2 separate regions of the Homo sapiens genome follow, and region 2 is linked to region 1. Evidence: read pairs that join two places in POLR2A ChIA-PET (ENCODE). Cell type or tissue: Panc1. All regions are shown on one strand. Links, peaks and the distances in the headings refer to the core of each region. The heading gives the core; the rest is flanking DNA.

The links. ChIA-PET counts read pairs that join two places held together with the same protein. Peaks named below come from ENCODE experiments on the same cell type or tissue, not always from the same donor. Only the 100,000 strongest peaks of a DNase experiment are listed, where the experiment ranks them.
Region 2: POLR2A ChIA-PET joins it to region 1 with 6 read pairs; 2 of 35 experiments call an interaction of 5 or more read pairs at or near these places.

What each region holds. Positions count from the first base shown.
Region 1 is chr7:81,082,943-81,095,212 of GRCh38, forward strand. No RefSeq gene overlaps it. Among named protein-coding and RNA genes, the nearest start is that of SEMA3C, 170 kb to the left of the region's middle. In Panc1, for the core only: no CTCF peak of the experiment used is centred there; no DNase peak of the experiment used is centred there; H3K27ac peaks cover 1,589 bases.
Region 2 is chr7:80,929,250-80,941,519 of GRCh38, forward strand. No RefSeq gene overlaps it. Among named protein-coding and RNA genes, the nearest start is that of SEMA3C, 16 kb to the left of the region's middle. In Panc1, for the core only: no CTCF peak of the experiment used is centred there; no DNase peak of the experiment used is centred there; H3K27ac peaks cover 1,737 bases.

The DNA.
Region 1 (12,270 bases), core at 6,586-9,085:
TAAACACTTCAAATATTGAAAAGTAAAATCAGAACAGAGAAAGCAGCAATTTTTGGGTGAAATTTCCCAACATGCTGGCATCCTGTGTTGTAAGAAAGTCCAAAGGGGATTTATCATGCAAATAAAAGAGAAAAATTATCTTGATTTGTCACCTTGTCTATTTATTTTTATTTATATATATAAATAATACTTATTTATTTTTTCTTGTCACTTTGTTTATTTAAAATTTGATGCTAATGAAGGCAATTTTAAATCAGTAGTGCTTTACTAGTCCTCTGATCTCCCAAGGCACATTTTTATAGGCCATTTTATAATTAACCAGATTTATAGTTAATTTTCCTAAGTTTGTGTACCTTTCTAAATCTAAAACTTTTTGAGGACAAGAATTACATGTTATTTTTCTCCACCTCAAAAGACTAGCACAGTATTTTGAATACAGTGTAAACTAAAATATTATTAAGGTATGTATTAAATCAATTTGTGTACTGATAACTTTAATATGAATCAAAATGTCATTCTAACTTCATTCTGATGCAAATTACACAATTATTATTTCATCTAAACGAGTTAGATACAGGCTGAAACATTACTGACTGATTTGTTTTTTTTTTTTTGAAACAGAGTCTCGCTCCGTTGCCCAGGCTGGATTACAGTGGCACGATCTCGGCTCACTGCAACCTCTGCCTTCCGAGTTCAAGCGATTCTCCTGCCTCAGCCTCCTGAGTAGCTGGGATTACAGGTGCCTGCCATCATGCCCAATAATTTTTGTATTTTTAGTAGAGACAGGGTTTTGCCATGTTGGACAGACTGGTCTCGAACACCTGACCAAAGGTGATCCAACCACCTCGGCCTCCCCAAATGCTAGGATTACAGGCATGAGCCACAGCGCCCGGCCTATTGATTGATTTTTTGATTCAGATAATGAAAGAGCTATGATATAGTTGCGTAAGTAGAAAAAATATTGGACTGCGGGTAGTTAGTACAACTCTTTCCTTTTGCTTTGAGATTAAAGATTAAGTGATTTTTCAACAGCACATCAATAATAAGATTCTAGATCCTTGTGCTCTATCTTTTAGGTTTCTGAAGACATATAATAGATTTTTTATAAGAAATCAAATTTAAGTAAATAGAGACATGTTTGCCCAAATGATTTTTGCTTAGTAACATGAGTTTTATATCCAATATACTCTTGCCAGACTGAAGGCATTAAAATAAAATGAATGGGATAAAGATAATTTTTTCTTTTAAAAGTAGGTTTCCATTTTAAATTTATTTCTAAGAAAGGCTTTTAGGAAGAAGTTGTTGGCAGTTGCCTCTTTTCTTCTTCAGTTTGAGAAATGAGAACATGGATACAAACTTTTTTATTTGAGTTAGAAGAAAGATGGAAAGATGAATATGACTTAATCCCCATTCTCAGTAATTTTATAGTCCAATGGGAAAGAAACCAAAAAATAGACACAAACAAACACTTCAGATATTGAAAAGCTAAATCAGAACAGAGAAAGAGACAATTTTGGGGCAAAATTCCCAACTGAAAATTATATCCCTCTCATTGACAAAAAATATAAATAAAATCATATCCTCATATGCATGTGATATATAAATATTTTATTTTCTTGGCCAGGCACAGTGGCTCACGCTTGTAATCCCAGCACTTTGGGGGGCCGAGGAGGGTGGAACACCCGAGGTCAGGAGTTTGAGACCAGCCTGGCCAACACGGTGAAACCCTGTCCCTACCAAAAATACAAAAATTAGCCAGGCGTGGTGGTGCATGCCTGTAATCCCAGCTACTTGGGAGACTGAGGTAAGAGAATCCCTTGAACCTGAGAGGCAGAGGTTGCAGTGAGCCGAGATAGTGCCACTGCACTCCAGCCTGGGCAACAAAGCAAGACTCCATCTCAAAAAAAATTTATTTGCTTGTAGTTATCTCAAATTCATGCATTCCTTTTCAACAAGAGTAATATTGTATTTCCTATAACTTTTCTCTCTTCCAGTGCACATTTCTCCTTATTGATAGTTAAACCTCCATTTGTAGGTTTTTAAATTTTGTTTAATTTTTGGTCATGAAATAGTTTTATATCAACCAATTTTTATAGTTGAAATATGAAATAGTTTTCATGACCAAAAGTTAAACAAAATTTTTAAAAAGTTTCATGGTCATGAAGTTTTTCTTTGGTTCTTGAAATAGTTCAATGTTATCTCTTGCTTGAGCCACTTAGTCTCTATTATCACAAATGTTATCCCTGTTATCCCCCCTTCCTCATAGGTTTAAAATAGCCGACCATCTGAAAGCTTTATCTTCTACTTGTGGAATCACTCTTCACGCTACCTCATTTATGAATGAATTCATGCAACTACTAGTCCTATGTTTAAATCATACTGAGAATGGTAGCTTGAGAATGGAGGAGTGTCTCTATCAATATCTATTGAGATGACTAAGTTTTACATGGGCAGTTATGTTGGCCAGTTTATAAAGTCGGTAAGTGTAACAATAGAGATTTTATCTAAAGAAGGTAATAGGAACAGAATTATCTTTGCCATGACATTCAAAGAAAATAGTTTTATTTTTATCTTCAGTATGTAGATGGAAAAGCATAACATTCACTAAATATCACAGACAATAAAAGCTCTAGGATACTAAGACAGCCCTAAGAAATTTTTTCCTCATTCATTTTCTAATCTTCTTTATTATGTATCAGAACTTTTATAAACTGTGAGCCCCACCGGGACAGTGTCTCCTTGCATGGTTTCATTCATTTTCGTAGTTTCTTCTATCATCTGGTTTTTGCTAATTTGTAAGCACCTTGAGAGCAAGGGTTGTATCTTTTCTTCCTTTCCTAAAAACTTATTTCAATTTTATGGGTCTCACAGGAGTATCATAAAAGTTAACAAACTATAGAGGAGTATCTAATAATAAGGCTCCAGTCTCTTCAATTTTAGTTGGTCTTCCTTTGGAAATGTACAGTTATTTTTCAGGCAAATGAGATTTTTTTATAATCTGATTTGTTATCTGTACTACAAATTCTAACTAATGCATTTCTGGTTTCTGAAAGAATGATGTATAGAATAAGAGTTGAGAATATGGAAGAATTTTGTCCTTAAAAAACATACAGGCATAAAGGCAAATTTCTATTAAATTAATGGTATGTGTTACCATAGTAAAGCTAGAATTCAAATCAATCAAAGAACCATTGTGCTGCTGAAATTTCAATTAAATTTTGTTAGGACCATAAAATGTGAGATGTCAAGCTAACCACGTACTTTGTAACTGGTATTTAGTCGTCTAAACAGATGGTGAATATGTTTTATTGAATACTTATGACTAATAAATATGTGAGAAAATTTTATTCACTCTTAAAGTAACCTATAACAATTTTCAGGGTATATTATAACTGTATTAATCCGTTTTCATGCTGCTGATAAAGACATACTCAAGACTGGGAAGAAAAAGGTTTAACTGGACTTACAGTTCCACATAGCTGGGAGGCCTCACAACCATGGTGACAGGCGAAAGGCCCTTCTTACATGGCAGTGGCAAGAGAAAATGAGGAAAATGCATAAGCAGAAACCCCTGATAAAACCATCATATCTCGTGAGACTTATTGACAACCACCAGAACAGTATGGGGAAACCGCCCCCATGGATTCAAATTATCTCCCACTGGGTCCCTCCCACAACATGTGGGAATTATGGGAGTACAATTCAAGATGAGATTTGGGTGGGGACACAGAGCCAAACCATATCAGTAACACATTTAAATTTACAGAATAAAGTTTTAGAAGTTTACTTGTTATGTGAAACAAAGTATAGATTAACTTTCTTTTTTGTTGTTGTTGTTTTTGTTTGTTTGTTTGTTTTCTGAGACAGAGTCTCGCTCTGTGGCCCAGGCTGGAGTGCAGTGGTACGATCTCGGCTCACTGCAAGCTCCACCTCCTGGGGTCACGCCTTTCTCCTGCCTCAGCCTCCCAAGTATCTGGGACTACAGGCGCCTGCCACCACGCCTGGCTAATTTTTTGTATTTTTAGTAGAGACGGGGTTTCACCATGTTAGCCGGAATGGTCTCAATCTCACCCGCCTCAGCCTCCCAAAGTGCTGGGATTACAGGCGTGAGCCACCGCGCCTGGCCATAGATGAATTTTCAGATAAAGGTTTTGGTATCAATGAGTGGCCATTGTAAAATTCTGTAAGAGTATACTCTATTATTCTTATTTGGTGGCATAGAATATGAAAACACAATTTTTTCTCTTAATTATGATTACAGATTCCTAAATGTTAATACATTATGAACTCTACTTTCTTCTAAATTATGTATCTGAGAAATGATAGAAAATATCTGAAAAAGCAAAGCCACCTTTTATTTTCCATGAGGCCATATACTCTGAGGCCATATATTCTGGGATAAGGAAAGCTGTAGTTTTTCATTACCCTGATCAGTTGAGCTGCCGTGATTATTACAGTAGAAAATACAACATTTTCAATTTTAACAATATGGCAACACTTATGTGTATTATAGTCTATTAGTGCTGTCTAAGAAGTAGTTCTGATTTGGCCGGGTGCAGTGGCTCACGCCTGTAATCCCAACACTTTGGGAGGCCGAGGCCGGCAGATCATCAGGTCAGGAGCTCAAGACCAGCCTGACCAACATGGTGAAACCCCATCTCTACTAAAAATACAAAAAAAAAAAAAAAAAAAAAAAAAAAAGGAAGTAGTTCTGATTTATCTGTATCAAATATAAAATATAAGAAATGTCTACAACAGTCATCTATTTATATTTAGTTTAATTAAAGACAAAAAAGTGGAAAAACAAGTAGTATTTTTTCCTAAAATTTTGAAAACAGTTCTAAACAAAACAGGAATGTTCTCCTATTACAGAACACGATTTCAGTTTTAGAATGATTAATAAAACTTTCCAGCCAGGTGCAGTGGCTCACGCCTGTAATCCCAGCACTTTGGGAGGCCGAGGCAGGCGGATCACAAGGTCAGGAGATCGAGACCATCCTGGCTAACATGGTGAAACCCTGTCTCTACTAAAAATACAAAAAAATTAGCCAGGCCTGGTGGTGGGCGCCTGTAGTCCCAGCTATTCAGGAGGCTGAGGCAGGAGAATGGCGTGAACCCTAGAGGCGGAGCTTGCAGTGAGCCAAGATTGCGCCACTGAACTCCAGCCTGGGCGACAGAGCAAGACTCCATCTCAAAAAAAAAAAAAAAAAAAAAAACTTTCTAAGTTGCTCTAAAATTGAAAACAATATTTTCTTTTCTCTTAAGTGTGCAAAATTTCTGTATATCTAGAATCTAATGAAAAAGATAAAATATAATATTTTGTTATGTACTTAATAAATCAAAGTACAAGATATGTTCATCAGTATTTTAATAGTTAAGCTGAAAGATGAATCTAAAAAGAAACAAGAGAAAATATACATGTCGTTATTTAAATATAAAAATTAGACTTCATCCACAAATAGTATGTGTTAGAGTTTTCATCCTGTGCCAATAAAATATATAATTTTTTTTTTTTTTGAGATGGAGTCTTGCTCTGTCACCCAGTCTGGAGAGCAGTGGTGCAATCTTGGCTCACTGCAACCTCCGCCCCCCAGGTTTAAGCAATTCTCTGTGTCAGCCTCCTGAGTAGCTGGGATTACAGGCATGTGCAACCACGCCTGGCTAATTTTTTGTATTTTTAGTAGAGACAGGGTTTCACCATCTTGGCCAGGCTGGTCTTGAACTCCTGACCTCCTGATCCCCCCGCCTTGGCCTCCCAAAGTGCTGGGATTACAGGCGTGAGCCACCATGCCCGGCCTAAAATATATAATATTTTTGATAAAATTTTAAATCAAATTCATACTTAAAATATTTTTATATATTTTTTCAAATAGAGAAAGACTAACATGAGTGGGATAGTACAATCTCATATCTGAGCTTCTAAAATACAATTTTAAAACTTAGATTAATTTAAACAATGAATTTTAATTGATATTTTAGTGTCAAGGATACAGAAATATTCTCTGTTATACAATATCCATTCAAAACCTCTCCTCTAAAAATATCATTGTAGTATGAACAATCTTTAATCCATCCTATCTCCCATTCTCACATTCTCTTTTCTTTTGTCTTTTATGAAAAACAATTATTTTAATTTTGAATATTGGATGATCATCACTGCTTTATGCTTAAAACTTGTCATATTGTTTCCTAATAAAATTACATAATAACTTTATATTCATATTGGGAAACTTGATAGATTATTTTGCAGAGCTTTGTGGCATAGAGAATAGCTTTAGGTATTTAGAGGATTTTTTTAGTAGTATCAGAAATTTAGAAATTTAAGAAATTTCTACTTTAATACGTTTAGAAAATTTTTAAAGAAATGTTTCCAGATATAAAAATTTATTTTACATACAATTTAAATCAAGAATATATTTTAATAGAGTAAAATTTTCCTTAACATGGTATTTAATTTTGGAAGCACTTAAGCCAGTAGCACAATAAGTAATGTTATAAACTAATGAAAAATATTATTTATATAAATTCATGAGAATTTGATAAACACAAACTGAGTACACTAAATGTCAGAATATTTACTGATATTTATGTAATGAATAATTGTGTTTGGACCTTACTTTTTAATAATCATCCACTTTGCAGAATTTATGAATTATTATTTAGGCATTTTTATTTTATCGTTTCTTGGACAAACTGATACAATGGTCATTTCACAATATAGTCCATCTTCTGTTGAAAGATAAATAGAAAAGAGGAGATAGGAAATAAAGCATGAGTAATAATGGTTAAAATTAATTTTTGAGACACGTGGATAATCGCCTATTATCTCTAATGACTATATTCTTATTTTATTCAGAAACACCACACAAAATTTCTATAAACTTTATGCCGGCTTGGATAATTTTTTTTTATTCTTTATTTCACTCAACCAATGGTAAAGCATTTTTGGAAAACTCTGTCAAGTATATTTGGTATTATTTTATCTTAAGAGTAGAATTACTTAAGAAAAGACAGTGTAAAGTGATTGCATCACCAAAGAAGAAAAATATGTGTTCCTGATGTCCATTTGAATGTACTTAACACGCAAGTTTGTGATAGTATGTCTTTGAGAATAAAAGAAGAAATACATACTTTCCTTCAGTATACTTATCCAAAACTGTTTGACCACAGATTTTCTAGATCAGACTGGGGACTCTACGGCCACTCTTTCCTAAATCTCTTGCAGAAATCCCAATGAATTCCTACCTGAGATGTTATTGCTGAAAGAATTCCTCTAATATATTATTTGTTTGTTAAGTGAGTGTTTGATCTACTATGTGGAACATTTTGGGCTTTGGAATCTTATAATCTATGTTTGTTTTCCATTTTGGGCATATACTGGTTGTGAAGTTTTAGGCAAGTTATAAACTGATTTAGGAACTCAAATCCTCATCTCTCAGTGAAAATAATTATGCTTATGTTGAAGGTATTTGTATTGATAAACCGTGGAAGCAAATGTGAAATGCTTAGCAGATTGGCTGGTATATTAATACATACTGCACAGGGATAGCTACTGCTACTTATTATTGATTTATTTCTCAAATCAGAAGCTCTTAAATGCTGAGGTATCAACACATGTTTGCATTGTTAAATTACAAATTATTTATTTATTTATTTATTTTTTTGAGACAGTGTCTTGCCCTGTCGCCCAGGCTGGAGTGCAGTGGCGCGATCTCGGCTCACTGCAAGCTTCGCCTCCTGGGTTCATGCCATTCTCTTGCTTCAGCCTCCCGAGTAGCTAGGACTACTGGCGTCCGCCACCACGCTCGGCTAATTTTTTGTATTTTTAGTAGAGACGAGGTTTCACCGTGTTAGCCAGGATGGTCTCGATCTCCTGACTTCGTGATCTGCCCGCCTTGGCCTCTCAAAGTGCTGGGATTACAGGCGTGAGCCACTGTGCCCAGCCTAAATTACTAAATTTTAATGTAGATTATAACTGTTGACATACTCAAAATCAAAATTCAGAAAATTTTATATTTATTAATTCATTTAAAATAACAATAATAAAATGACTATTAACATAAATAACAGTTACAAAAAAACACTTGTATTTCCCAGACGGTTTTTAAAAGGCAGTCGGTGGTGCTATGTTTTATTTGTTGAAGTCTATGAAGAAAATCTGACCTCACATAGATACATAAATGGAAATGGATGAGCTATTTTAGTAACATTTTAGGTGATGGTGGAATTCTTGTTTGATACTGCACAAAACTCCACAAAAGTTAGTTTATTTTTCTGGTGTTTGTTTGAGACGGTGTCTCACTCTGTCACCAGGCTGGAGTGCAGTGGCGCAATCTCGGCTCACTGCAACCTCCGCCTCCTGGGTTCAAGTGATCCTCCTGCCTCAGCCTCCTGAGTAGCTGGGACTACAGGCATGCGCCTCCATGCCCAGCTAATTTTTGTATTTTTATTTTATTTATTTATTTATGTATTTATTTATTTATTTTGAGACGGAGTCTCGCTCTTGTTGCCCAGGCTGGAGTGCAGTGGTGCAATCTTAGCTGACTGCAAATTCCGCCTCCCCGGTTCAAGCAATTCTCCTGCCTCAGTCTCCAGAGTAGCTGTGATTACAGGCACACGCCACTACACCCAGCTAATATTTGTATTTTTAGTAGAGATGGGGGTTTTGCCATGTTGGCCAGGTTGGTCTCGAACTCCTGACCTCAGGTGATCTGCCTGCCTAGGCCTCCCAAAGTGCTGCAATTACAGGCGTCAGCCACCACACCTGGCCTGTATTTTTGGTAGAGATGAGATTTCACCATGTTGGCCAGGATGGTCTCCATCTCTTGACCTCATGATCTGCCCACCTCGGCCAAAGTGCTGGGATTACAGGTGTGATCCACCGCACGGGCCAAAAGTTAGTTTCTTAAAGGTTAGTTGCTGTCTAGCTAAGGTTTAGTCGCAAGGCACTGAAGAAACTAAACTGAAGCAGTGTCAGTAAACATTTCATATTGTTACATTAATATTCACTTGTCTATCTTACAATTTTACTGGAATGTATTGGAAAACCTTGACTTACTGAGATTTGCAAATCATCCAAATGTTGATATATTTTATTATTGCATTAATTTGCTAAGCCTGCCCTAACAAAGAACCACAGGGGTGACTTAACAGTGTCTAATTTTCTCATAGCTCAAGGGGCCAGACATTTGAGATTTCGATCTGAGCACAATTAGTTTCCTCTGGGCCCTCTCTCCTTGGGTTTTTAAAAATTATTCTAACTTTTAAATTGACAGATAAAATTGTATTTACCATGTACTCAACACAAAATAACTCTGTGTAGTAATGCATATGTTAATTAGGTAGATTTAGTAATTCCACAATGTATATATACTTCTCCTTAGTTTTATTTTTTATTTTTTATTTTTTTTTAGACAGAGTCTCTGTCGCCCAGGCGGGAGTGCAGTGGCATGATCTCGGCTCACTGCAAGCTCCGCCTCCTGGGTTCACGTCATTCTCCTGCCTCAGCCTCCCAAGCTTCTGGGACTACAGGCGCCCGCCACCACGCCCGGCTAATTTTTTTGTATTTTTAGTAGAGACAGGGTTTCACTGTGTTAGCCCGATGGTCTTGATCTCCTGACCTCGTGATCCACCAGCCTCGGCCTCCCAAAGTGCTGGGATTACAAGCGTTAAGCCACCAGGCCCTGCCCTACTTCTCCTTGGTTTTTAAATGAAATGTCAGTCTTCTCCCTGTGGCTTTACGTAGTCTTTCTTCTGTGTATGGCTGTGTCCTAGTCTTTCCTTACAAAAACAATCAAGCCTGTTGGCTAAGAGCTTCCCAAGTGACCTTATTAACCGTAATTACCTTTGTAAATACTCTATGTCCAAATAGTCACACATTGTACTGGGGTTTAGGACATCAAACTATAAATATTGGAAGGACACAATTCAGATCATAACAATTATTCAGTATTAAATATCACATTTGTTAATACTGCCAGCAACTTTATCAAAAAATCTATACATAATGGATAACCATGGTGGAAGACATAGGTTTTCAAAATTATAAATTTCTTTTGCTAGCTTGAATTTTACAATTAACAACAAAGAGTGTCAGTTGTTTTCTTTGAAGAGGTAAGCTCACCTTGATCATTTTCCAAAAATAAAAAAAAATGTTTACCAGACACTCAAGAATGATTATCACAGTTTGTCAGTTTTTCCTTTAATAAGAAATGGTATTCATAAAATTTAGTTTTTAACTGAAACAATCATGTAGTACTTTTTCATTGCAACAATCGTATTTTGGTGTGAAGCAGAGGTGTTTTATGTGAACTTTCCACTTTTTCACACAGTGTGTAAAAAAGATGTACTATAATGTTGAGATTTAATAAAATTAACCATTTTACAACTCCATCTAAGACATGTGTATGAGAAATAAGCATTTATTTAATTCCAAGTGCATGACCATGAAGAATACAATGACTGCTAGTACAGTTTGGTGTTACTGCCTTGCTTCATGCTAAGGCACCAGCAGTTTTATTCACCATAGCTTTTGCCCCATTGATGCAAATGTCAGAACAGTAGTAATAATAATAATAATAATGTCTTTCTGTTATTATGGAAATAATCTTAACATTGTTGATTTCCTACAAGTGTCTTGGGTATGTGAAGTCCACACATTGAGAATCACTGCCTCAAACACATATTATGATTAAGATGTATTCTGTATCATACATAACTTAAGTGAGTCTTTATAAAAGTAATATCTGTATGAGGATTTGTAGGGTGGGCAGTATAGTGTGCATTAAAGAAATCCTTTGCATGGTAAACCCAATTCTCTTCCTTTCTTTTTGCTTTGGCTATTCTGCTTAGAAAACTGAATTTCAGTTTTCTTATGTTTAAATAATTATATACGTGTGTGTGTATATATACATATATGTATGTGTGTGTATATATGTATATATGTGTATAAATAGGTACATATATATGTTTATATATGTGTACACACATTATACATATATATATACGCACACATATATATATATACACTTTCATTGGGAGAATTAAAATTAGCCTATGTGAAGTGTTTATGTATAAATAGCTTTTAAAATATTAGTATAAAATTACCTTAATTATAAAAGATGAAAAGTAATTTAAAATAAGACTTTCTTCTTCATGGGGGGAAACGCCATTTAACATATAAGAGTATATCAAGTTTTATAACTTTAAGGAAAACCTATAGAAATAGTGTATTCAGAATATATATCTCAACTGTCTATTTTTAATATTAATATAACACTTGAGTTATTTTCTTCTATCATAGCCCTTAGTTACAAAGTCTCCAAGTATATTAAATTCTATGTATCTAAGACCACACTTCAAATTATGCTTGTTTATTGTACCTAACTTGAAAGATGGATACACCTTTAAGTTAGGCATTATTAAGAAAAATTTGTTCAAACTTATTTAAAAACCACAGGGAATTCTTGACCTCCTGAAATGTAGGAACCAGTGGTTTAGGGTATTGATTATTTTAGTATAAGAAAAGGAGAATAAATGTTTTTCAGTAGCATAGTACATCAAAGTTAAATTCAGTCAAATAAAATAGCCTCTAGGTATTTCCATCCTGAAAGAATTATTGAAGGCTTTGATCTCAAACATGTTCAACTCTGGATCAAATTTTAACCTTCATCAGTCTTTGCTAGTCAAAAACTTACTTTTCTTCTCCCTCTCTCTTTTTCTTTTCTTTTTAAATTTTCAGGGATATACATGGCCTTTACTCAGTGTCAATCTAAAGGTATTAGAGAGCTCTGATAAATGAACATGTAGAAATCTGTTTAAGCCTTACTGTGATCTTAAGAAGCAATGCAGCATAAAATGTTTAAGTCTATCTTTATGTTTCAATTATATATATAATATATGTATTTTTTCTGGCTATAACTTTTTTTTCTAGTCAGAATAGGCTATTTTCTCCCTATAGCTATTGAAAAAACAAACAAACAAGCAAACAAAAGAGAGTCAAATGAAACCTAGATTCTTCCCCAATCCATTTAATATTCTTTATTCCTTATTTACTTCAGACTGTGCATGGCAAGAGTGGGTGGGTGAGAGTGGGGATTAAGTTTGACAACCAGAATATCACTCTCATCATAAAAACCCTAGACTGGAATTGGTACCACAGTGAGCCTTGTGTCCTGAGGGAAATTCTGGACATTAGTAACCTTTAGCTGTCAACAATCGCTTGGGTACTGTTTATTTTCTATTTTGTCATAAAAAAGACATTACTCACCA
Region 2 (12,270 bases), core at 6,220-8,719, 150 kb before region 1:
TTATATATATATGTGTATATTTTATATATATATATATATATATATATATATATATATATATATATATATATGGGAGTTTATTAAGTATTAACTCACAGAATCATAAGGTCTCACAATAGTTCATCTGCAGGCCGAGGCGCAAGGAGAGCCATTCCAAGTTCCAAAATTGAAGAACCTGGAGTCTGATGTTCAAGGGCAGGAAGCATCCAGCAAGGGAGAAAGATGTAGGCTGGGAGGCTAGGCCAGTCTCTTTTCACATTTTTTGGCCTGCTTATATTCTAGCCGTGCTGGCAGCTGATTAGATGGTGCCCACCCAGATTAAGGGTGGGTCTGCCTTTCCCAGCCCACTGACTCAAATATTAATCTCCTTTGACAACACCCTCACAGACACACCCAGGATCAATATTTTGTATCCTTCAATCCAATTAAGTTGACACTCAGTTTTAACCATCACACTAAGGAAACACAGCTGCATGAAACATAGGGAAGACAGAAAGCTGTACTAACCATCTCCACCCCACTTCACTCCTGTCACACAGCTACGTGTAAGGAATCTGGCTTGGGGAATTAGTCACAGGTCGTCATCATCTAGCCCTGCCACATCCTCTGGGATGTTCTCCCTCCAGGCAGGCCATGGCCATGTCTCAACAATAGTTTCAGAGGCTCTGAATGATGTCAGCGTCACTTAGGAGGGATTATAGGATAAGTTGTGTCCCCCCAAAAGATATGTTGAAGTCCTAACCCCCTTGTACCTGTGAATGTGACCTTATTTGGAAATACGGTCTTTGCAGATGTCATTCATTTAAAATGGGGTCATTAGGTTGGTTGTTAATCCAATATGACTGGTACTTTTAAAAGAAGAAGGCAATGTGAAGACAGATGCAGAGATTGGACTCAGGCTGCCATAAACCAAGGAATACCTGTGGTTACCAGAAGCTCAGAGAGACAACAAAGGATCTTCCTCCAAAGCAGGGGTCCCCAGCCCCTTGACTGCAGACCGATTGAGGTCCCAAGCTCAACTGCCTGAGCTTGCCTCCTGTCAGATCAGGGGCAGCATTAGATTTTCATAGGAGCGGGAACCATACTGTGAACTGAGCTTGCGAGGGAACTAGGTCGTGCTCGCCTTATGAGAATCTAACCAATGCCTGATGATCTGAGGTAGAACAGTTTCATCTCGAAACCATCCCCCACCACCCTCCCCCCACACTCCCCTTTCATGGAAAAATTGTTGTCCTCGAAACCATCCCTGGGGCCAAAAAGATTGGGGATCACTGTTCCAGAGGGTTTGCAAGGGGCATGGCCCTACTAACATCTTGTTTTGGGACCTGTAACCTCAGATCTTTGAGAGAATGCATTTCTGTTGTTTTAAGTCACTCAGATTGTGGTACTTTGTTAGGATAGCCCTAAGAATTTAATAAATGTTAATTTTCTGCCCCCAGTCCCTGTATTATAATATCATCTTTCCCCTGGATCATAATACTATAAATTAACACTGTTCTCACAGAATGGAAAAATTCTCTTTCTTCTGAGCTTCAGACTCCCGACTTGTCAAATGTTATCAATAATGTTTTCCTTTCATAATTGTGTAGCTTAAGCCAAATAAGAAACATGAAGTATCTGACGTATAATAGGAGTCAATGATTCTTTAACTCCCTACTTCAATAATTTTTAACAACATTTTCTGATTAAATATCACCTTAAATTTCTCAATTTCATATTTGTTAGTAAAATTCCTTCAAGATGTGTACTGTCTTCAAATATTTTATTTAAAACTGAAGACTTACACATATCTATTAGACATTGGTATGAACTTATCTTAACACATAAATATATATGGTTATATAAATACATTTGGGTAAATACAGTTACATATATATCTTTGAGATGGTTAATTTTATTCTCAACTTGGCTGGGCCCCATGTCCCAGCAATTTGAATAAACATTATTCTAGACGTTTCTATGCGGGATTTTGCATGAGATCAAAATCAGTACATTTAAGTTGGTGGCTTTTGAGTAAAGCAGATTTTCCACTATAATGTGGTTAGGTGTGAGTCAATCCTTTGAAGGCCACTATAGAACAAAAAGACTGACCTGTTCTGAACAAGAAGGAATTCCGCAGCAGACCTGAAATGTAATGTTTAGTCCTCCCTGGGTTTCCAGGCTGCCAGCCCACCCTGAAGATTTTGGATTTGTCAAGCCTCCATAACTGCCTGAACCAATTCCTTAAAATGAATCTCTTTACACGGCCAGGCATGGTGGCTCACACCTGTAATCCCAGCACTTTGGGAGCCCGAGGCGGGCAGATCACAAGGTCAAGAGATCAAGACCATCCTGGCCAACATGGTGAAACCCCGTCTCTACTAAAAATACATAAATTAGCTGGGCGTGGTGACAGGCGCCTGTAGTCCCAGCTAATCGGGAGGCTGAGGCAGGAGAATTGCTTGAACCCGGGAGGCGGAGGTTGCCATGAGCCGAGATCACGCCACAGCACTCCAGCCTGGCAGCAGAGCAAGACTTCATCCAAAAAAAACCCCAAAAAACCTGTTTACACAACCACTCACACATACGTTTTGACAGACCTTTACACAGTATGTGAACATGGCATATATATATATACACACACACACACATATATATGTACACACACATACATGTGTATATATATATGTACACACACATACATGTGTATATATACACACACACACACACATCCTCGCTCCATTGAGAATCCCTAGAAGCAATGCCACCAGAGTAGTAACAAGCACCCTCAACACCCAGACCCTGGTGTCTAAATACTGTTCTCCAGTAAAAACTAATGAGAGTTCATTGAGAAAATGGCTAATTTTAGTATCGAGCAGAAAAATAAAAGATGGGTCTAGAGCATCTTGTAGTTTCAAAAAGTAAAGTAGTCAAAAACAAAAGAATGTGATCACTTAAAAAGGACATGAATAGGCCGGGCGCAGTGGCTCACACCTGTAATCCCAGCACTTTGAGAGGCCGAGGCGGGTGGATCACGAGGTCAGGAGATAGAGACCATCCCGGCTAACATGGTGAAACCCCGTCTCTACTCAAAATACAAAAAATTAGCCAGGCGTGGTGGTGGGCGCCTGTAGTCCCAGCTACTCCGGAGGCTGAGGCAGGAGAATGGCATAAGCCCAGGAGGCAGAGTTTGCAGTGAGCTGAGATCACGCCACTGCACTCTAGCCTGGGCAACAGACCGAGACTCCGTCTCAAAAAAAAAAAAAAAAAAGGACATAAATAACCTGAAAGGGCTCTCAATGGCCAAAGCTACAACAATTTGAGGCACAAATACATAATATAACATAGTACTGGATTATAACCTCAAGTATAAAGTAAGTATACATGAATACATGCTGATATAAAACAAATGACTGAATGTTTCTTTCAGAAGAATTCCAAATAATATGTGTAGATAATCCCCAGTATAGGAGGTGGAGCTTAATTCCTATCTCCAACTCCAATGACTCACTTCCAAAGAATAGAGCAAGAGAAAGAATAACAGTAACTGCACAATGGAGAAACCTGGAAAACACTACTTTAGCCTAATAATCAAGGATAACCTCATGAGTGGTATAATCTGGATACCATGTACTTCCATTGTGATATGAAGAAAAGGGGACTTCAACTCTGTTCTAATCTTTCCAAAACCTATAACCACAGTCTATTCATGAAAAATACAGAAAAACCCAGATTAGAAGACATTGTGCAGAATACCTGGCCAGCACTCCTCAAGATTATCAAGGTCATGCAAAGAAAGAAAAGAAAGAGAAACTCCTGCAGACCAGAAGAGACGGGGAAGACATGAAGACTAAATGCAGTGTGGTACCCTGGGTTGGATCTGGCACATAAAGAGAACATTAATAAAACACCTGGTGAAAGCCATAAAGCCTGGAGTTCAATTAGTTATAATGTACGATGTCAGTTCCTTAGTTCTGATAAATTTATCATGGCCATGTCAGATGTTAACAATGAGGGTAATTGCATGAAGGTTTTGAGAACTGTCTGTAATATGTCACCTTTCTGTAAATCTAAAATCATTACAAAATAGGGTTGTTTTGGAAGGTAGCATCAATCTAAAAAATCTAAATAGTAGAGATGGGCTTACAATGAAAAATAATATTTTCTGGCCATTGGATCCTTTCCTCTAGTCCTGTTCTCCACTTTTAAACATTTATAATGGTCTATATTAATATTTCTTAATTTTAGAGATTATCTTTGATGTTCATGGAATTATAGGTGGAAGTAGAGACCTCATATAACATTTGCTGTTGATCGTCTCTCCCTGTGAGAGATTATTTATTTGTTTAGTTTTTTGTTATAAATAATATTCTTACACTTTTATTTCATCAACAATAAACAAAATTTCTTGAATACACATTTTATAGGATGTGTATATTATTACTACCCACAACTTCTTCAGCTCTTATCAAACTTCCTCTCGTTAGTAGCTAGAATATTTTATCATGTGTTGTCAAAATTAGTTACATTTTATTTCATTTTGTAGCCAAAATTAACCCTTCTGTTGTTTTCTATAGCTAGTTTATAAAATTGAAAAGCAGTAAGAAGTACTGTTATGTCCATCTAAATGATGTCTATGTGGAACCAAGGGGTAGGCTGTGATAACATTTTCTTTCCTATCTAGTGCTATTCATTTCATCAATTTACTTTTTTCCTTTTTTTCTGCAATATAAAGGTGACTATCTTTTTTTTCCTTGTAGCTGATATCATGTTTCATGTTTTTCAGAATTCTCAAAAATAACAAACCTGTGATATCCCCCTTTTTTTTTCCCTCCTGAAACGATTCTTTTCTCTAACATTCATTCTTCTGCTTTGATCTGGGCTGATTATTCTATAAACCAAGTGGTACAATTCTACATGACTGTTGAGGGTTAGATTCTCCATTTTCCTTATTCAGTATGTCTATCTTCCTCTTTTTGTATATTTGTATACTCCCTGTTTTCTTCTGGAATGCATATTTCAGAAGCTTCCTAAGAAAGGCTGTGTGGAAAGTAATATTAAAATATCTTAATTTTGTGCCAGTGACTACTTAGTCCACCATTCTCTCCACACAGTCCAAGATGAAGATTGGTTAACTTTGAAGACATTGTAGCATTTTATTCTAGGATCCCATTTTGTTGTTAGGTAGTCTGATTCCAGTTTGATTACTATTCCTTTCTAGTTGACCAGTTCACCCTCTCCTTTAGGAATTCCTCTTTGTCATTGTGGTATTGAAGTTTCATAATACTTTGTTAAATGCATATCTTAAAAAAAACAGGAAGGAAAGCAAATTTTATTATGAGATCACATGTGTACAGGAGTAATACAAAATATAAAAACTCAAAGAAATGGCCAGATGGTTGATGCTTTTATACCCTATTGAGGTTACAGTAAGAATAGGAGCTGAGAGCATGCAAAACAGGTTATGGTGGCGAAAAAGGTTATGGGAGGAGGAGGAGAAGAGGAATAGTAAATGTGTATCTCTGCAAATACGGTGTTGAGAACTGGATTAGACCTTTTCATCTGTAAACTTGTGCCTGTATCTCTCAGAAGTGATTCTCTATTAATTCCTTTTGAATTATTTTCCTTGTATTTTCTCTCTTCCAGCTTTCCAGAACTTTTTAATTCATTTAATGTTAAGTCCCCAGAATTGATCTTCTATGTATTTTATTTATTTTTTAAAAATTTATCGGCTGGGCACAGTGGCTCACACCTGTAATCCCAGCACTTTGGGAGGCCGAGGCAGGCGGATCACCTGAGGTCAGGAGTTTGAGACCAGTCTGGCCAACATGGTGAAATCCCGTCTCTACTAAAAACACAAAAATTAGCCAGGCATGGTGGCAGGTGCCTGTAATCCCAGTGACTGGGGAGGTTGAGGCAGGAGAATTGCTTGAACCTGGGAGGTGGAGGTTGCAGTGAGCTGAGATCGCGCCATTGCACTCCAGCCTTGGGGACAAGAGCGAGACTTTGTCAAAAAAAATAAATTCTTTTATCTTCTAAATTTCTTAATGAATTATTTGAGGAACAATTAATTATTAATTTTTAAGAGATACTTTTTGTTCTGTAATGATTTATTTGTCATAGAATCATATTCTTATGTATAATTTGTATTCTTCTTAAAAACTCTAATGACCCCTACTATATTTGTGAATGTTTCCTAGGGGTCATTTATTTGTTTCATCTGACTTTTTCATGTTTCAGACTTCTCTCAACTGTCCTGTGAACTTCATTTATGCATTTACGTGGGTTCATGACTTGAGGTTTCTGAAGTGTGAGGCACGGGATTGCCAGACTTAGGATTCGGTCAAAGGGCCAGGTTGCTAAACATTTGGCTCCCTAAATATCAGTATATTGATGGTCTTATTTGGGGGTGGCTATTTCTACACACTCAACTACCCTTAAAAGATTAATTTTTGGCTGGGTGCAGTGGCTCACACCTGTAATCCCAGCACTATGGGAGGCCGAGGTGGGCGGACGACAAGGTCAGCAGATCGAGTCCATCCTGGCTAACACGGTCAAACCCCCGTCTCTACTAAAAATACAAAAAATTAGCCAGGCGTGGTGTTCAGCGCCTGTAGTCCTAGCTACTTGGGAGGCAGGAGAATGGCATGAACCTGGGAGGCAGAGCTTGCAGTGAGCCGAGATCGTGCCACTGCACTCCAGCCTGGGCAACAGAGCCAGACTGCATCTCAAAAAAAAAATTAAAATAAAAAAAGATTAATTTTTGACTATCGGGTAAAAAGGCTGTCTTCTGACTGTTCTGTATTCAGTCCTGAGAAATGGAGTAGGCCGCTCCTTCCCTCTACCTGCTTTAAATGCATTTCCCACCTTTTGTAGTGGCTGGTGCTTCCAGGCCTGGACCTTGCTGTGGTTTTGCAGTACATATTGACTCTCTTCTCACCAGCTGCTGCCTTCTCTTCATGTCCCCTGGGCCACAGATTTTCCTATCCTGTTGGAACAGTACCACTTTACCATCTGCTTTCTGCCTTCTAGAAACATGTTAAAAGCTTGGGAATAGCCCCATTCTACTCACTTCATTGTTGCAAATTCATACTCTTTACAAAACTCTTTAATATTGCTTTAATATACAGTTAAGTAGATAAAGATATAAATTCAAATGTTCCATCACTATTTTGAACAAAGCCTTCCCTTCTCCCCTTCAATTAGCACTTGATTCCCACTGCCCTCCTCCCTACTGTATTTTGTTTGAAATTACTGTTGCTCTATCCCACCTCAACATTGGTAAACATTTTGTTTTGCATTGGGAAGATTTGCTCACCAGGAAAAACATAATGCTCATATAATTGCTCCCCAAAGACCACGCTTATTAGACTCTGGCTGGGCTAAGAATTCACTACATGTGAGAAACTAGACAATTCTAAAAACGAAATACATTATATGTGATATGGAAAAGACTGGCTATCTTCCCTCATTTAACTTCTGGCCTTAATTTCTCATCTGTAGAATTAAAGAAAAAAAATTATACATAAACCGTGTGTTAAAGTTTGTCCCTCAATTTTTTTTTTTTTTTTTTTTGAGATAGAGTCTCACTCTGTCGCCCAGGCTGGAGCTCAGTAGCGCGATCTCGGCTCACTGCAACCTCTGCCTGCCAGGTTCAAGCAATTCTCCTGCCGCAGCCTCTCGAGCAGCTGGGACCACAGTCATGCACCACCATGCCTGGCTAATTTTTTGTATTTTTAGTACAGATGGGGTTTCACCATGCTGATCAGGCTGGTCTCGAACTCCTGACCTCGTGATCCGCCTGCCTCGGCTTCCCAATGTGCTGGGATTAGAGGCGTGAGCCACCGCATCCAGCCATTGTCTTTCAAAATTTTAAATAACCTCTCATTAGTATAATCAGATAACAATATTACGTATTTTATATTTTTAGATATTTTATAGAGGGCATTTTCAAGGCATTCTATAAAATATTTGCAGAAATTGTTTTGGTCTAGGGATGAAAAAGAATATTTTGGAATTTGCCCTCATGATTTTTCCCATTTAATGCCACTTATGAGCTTTATTATATATTATATGTTTTTACTTAATAATATATAATAAATAATATACATATTAAACATTTTCTTATAAATTTTTATGCATTCAGGAGTCTTGAACACTATGAGTCTTCATCCTCTTGTAAGTCACTACATCTTCTTGTAAGGATTGTTTTTATCAACAGACAGTATAATTACCTTTTCATATGGAGTGGATCGTTGACTTCAATGACATTTTAATGGATCTTAAGTGGATCCTGACCCTGACCTTATCTTATTTGTGTGTGACTTTCCATAAACCATTAGGCGTATGTTCTTTATTCACTTAAGTTGTGTGAAACAAACCTGGTACATTACTCACTTGCCTTTTATTCCTTTTGTTATGTGATAAAACAATATTTGTAAATCGCTCTAACTCATGTATTAATAACATGATTAGGTAGTTATTTTTAATTATAGACTAAAAAATTGGGTAAGCCAAGTTTGGATCAGTGCTTTTGAGCTTAACACTCAAAATGATGCCATTTCCAATGTCAGGAATGGCCTCTGTCTAATGTATGGTCATTTCAGTGATGTCTAGGACACCTTGTCTTTCTCCACTGAAGGTATTTATAGAATTTCCTTATACGACTAACTGGTCTGTTGGAACTACTTATTGTAAAAACCTAGCCATCTTTATTTCTGCATGTAACATAAAAAATTAAAAGCAAATACATTAAAGAAGATAATTTATAATCATGTATTTTGGTTATAATTAATGTAATTTTATACAAATTATAAATAGATACTTTCCTTAAACCAAAAGATTTCTTTAATTTTTCTTCTCAGAGGAACCAGTATTATCTTCTCTAAAACAGTTTTCTACTTGATTAAACTAAAATCTGGTAAAACCACCTTTTATCTCTAAATAATCTGCAATATTTAGAATTCTAGAATTAGAAAGGATCTTTAAGATGATTTTGTCTAATTTATTCATTATACCTATAGAAACTGAGGCTCAGAATAGTTGGTGATTGTTAGGGAATCAAAATTAATAGGCAGCAGAATCTCAAAGAGAACCGGTACCTGTTGGTCACCAGACCAGGGCTCTTTCAGTTGTTACTTTATGTCCACCACACTTCTATACCTTAGAGAATCAGATTGCCATTCTTCATTGGTTCAGAGAACTGATATGAATGAGTACATGTAGCAAAAGCTATTGTCATTTATCATTGTACAGGAATTTGTGAAGTCCTGGCATTATAGAATGAGAAGCATCTAGGAGGCTAGCTAATCTAATGCATCTGTACCCTAATACTGTGTATGTAATGTATATTACATAGGCATATGTATATGATTAGCTAATCTAATGCATCTGTACCCTAATACTGTGTATGTTATGTATATTACATAGGCATATGTATATTACATATAAATTACATATGTTATGTATATGTAATTACATACATAATTACATTATGTATATTACATATGTTATGTATATTACATATGTATATGTGTGTACCTATGTAATATACATATATTACACATATATATATCTCTGTATGACTTTTTTATTCCCGTTTGTATACCATATATATTTTTTAATCTTGACTTTTTCATTAAATTCAAACTATAGAGTGCTTATCATGTAAAAGATGCTTGGCACTTTACATATATTACCTAATTTCATTTTCACAATAATCCTGAGAAGTTTTCTTATGCCCAATTATACACCGTGAAACAATGTTAAGAAAAAGTTTCTGAAAGAGTGAACATTTCACTTCATATCCCACAGAGCGAGGATTCAAATTCAAGTCTGTCTTTCTCCACAATAGCTTGTATTGTTAACCATAATTTTCTCTGGCTTTTCACACTACTGTTCTTCAAAACTGCCATGCTTGTTCTCACTTTAGAGTCTTCAACCTAACGAGTCTATCTAGGAATGCTCTGCCTTCCATCCTGCCATGATTCACACCTTCTACAAATTGAGATCGCAGCTGACATATCAGTTCTTCAGAGAGTTGTTTCTTGTTCATTTTTTTATTCATCATCTATCTATATTACCTATTATCTATCTATCTATCTATCTATCTATCTATCTATCTTCTACTGTCCTTTCTCTCTACTAGAATGCAAATTTCATAAATGTGTTTCCTTTACCACTATAATATCCATTAGTCCAATACCTGGCATGGATTAGCTCTTGAAAAGTATGACTTGAATTAATTAATTGATTTACACAATTTACATACAGACTGTCCAGCATTTTCTACTTTGTTATCATCTTATCATAGGTGTCAACAATTTAAAAAAAAATAATTTTTTCAGTTATAGCATATTATTTAGTTCAGGGGATGCATTATAATTTATTTAATCTTGCTCTATTTCTAAATTTTTAAAATATTTGCTTTCAACTTTTTGTTACTCTACGTTAAAGTTTCTCAACTGTGCACTACTGACATGTTGGTCCAAAACGTTTTTGTTGTTGAAGGGGGGTGTGAGACTATTCTGTGCACTGTGGGTTGTATAGCAACATTTCTAGTCTTTTTTTTTTTTTTTCGAGACAGAGTCTCGCACTGTCGCCCAGGCTCGAGTGCAGTGGGCCGATCTCGGCTCACTGCAAGCTCCGCCTCCCGGGTTCACGCCATTCTCCTGCCTCAGCCTCCCGAGTAGCTGGGACTACAGGCACCCGCCACCACGCCAGGCTAATTTTTTTTTTTTTGTATTTTTAGTAGAGACGGGGTTTCACCGTGTTAGCCAGGATGGTCCCAATCTCCTGACCTCGTGATCCGCCCACCTCGGCCTCCCAAAGTGCTGGGATTACAGGCGTGAGCCGCCGCGCCCGGCCAACATTTCTAGTCTTTATGCACTAGCTGCTAGTAACTTCCCATCCCTGAGCTGTGAAAACAAAAAATGTCTCTAGATATGGCCAAATGTCCATTAGGGAACAAAATCACCCCCAGTTGGGGACCACATCTCTAAATTATGCTGCAATAAATACCTTTAGGTGTAAGGTTCTTTCCATATTTAAAGGTATTTCTAAGGGTTAAAATCTCAGACTCATTTTATAGATGGAAAATCAGAGGCTTAAAGAGTAAATTACTTTGCCTAAGGCTATACACTTGTGAGGTAGAAAAGTTGGAATTTTATCCTCAGTCAGTATGAAGTCAGGGCCTTGTGTTTCAGCACTATGTTTCAGGACCCCTAAATAAAGGTCCCATATACTATGGTGCCAGACAATAGTATCTCAATTCTTGATTCCCCCTTTACCCTATTTCCCCTCCTTTCTTTAAGGATTTCTTTGCTCCATCCTGCCTTCCAGTAACCTTTCATTTTTATCTCTCTTGGAGATTCATCTTTTCCCTGTCTCCTCATTTTACTCACCCCTCCCTTTGTTGTAGGTTTAGTACAAGCTGACCCTGAGCCAAGGATGTATGTGTAACCAATTTATTAAGGAAATTCCTCTAGGGCATGCAGGTTAGGGAGTTGGAAAAAGCAGAAGAAAGAAGGGAAGTAAGCCAAGCAATAGTGCAGGTGCAGAGGCATGCATCCTGTAGAGAAGAACTTTAGCCTGACTTTTCAGGGAGCTCTGGAGTGTGTGTCACACCTTAGAGTTGCCCCAACTAGAGGCAAGAGAGCTGTTTTCATAGCATCATACACTCTTGTGTCATTGTTATAGGATAGGAGAGAGAATATACACGAAACATTTAACATCCCTCCCTCCACACACAGAAATAACAAAAAAGGATAATAAGGGATTTGTGAAGAGCTCCCATATTGCTCACCACATACTTCTCAGTTATTGTGTTATCGCCACCATGAAATTTGCCATCTGCTGTTTTCTGTTGCTGTAACTGCTCTGCTAGGTCCCAGCTAATAAATAAGGAACACTGAAGCTGAATATAAATAATGGTTCTGGGAACCAAAGTTCTGAGACAGTCTCCTTATAGACCTCTTCGGTTTTTAACCCAAAAGGAAAAAAATGCAGGGTGCTCATGTGTGTGGAAATTCATTAACACTTTAAGAGATCTCTGGATCAAAAGTAACCTCTTAGGGAATGTGCATTTCAAGGCCCTGTCTTACCCCAAACTGGAATTTTTGGCCCGAGGAAAATAGCAAATTATCTCACTTAGGGACAGCTGGTGTCCTCACGGAGGTTTAAATTTAACTTAGCAGCTAGAAGCTAGTCATCTTTAGATTCAGAAATACGAATTCATTGCAATAAGGAGTTCACCAAGGGCAGGCCGAAAGGACAAAGCAAAGACAAGTACAG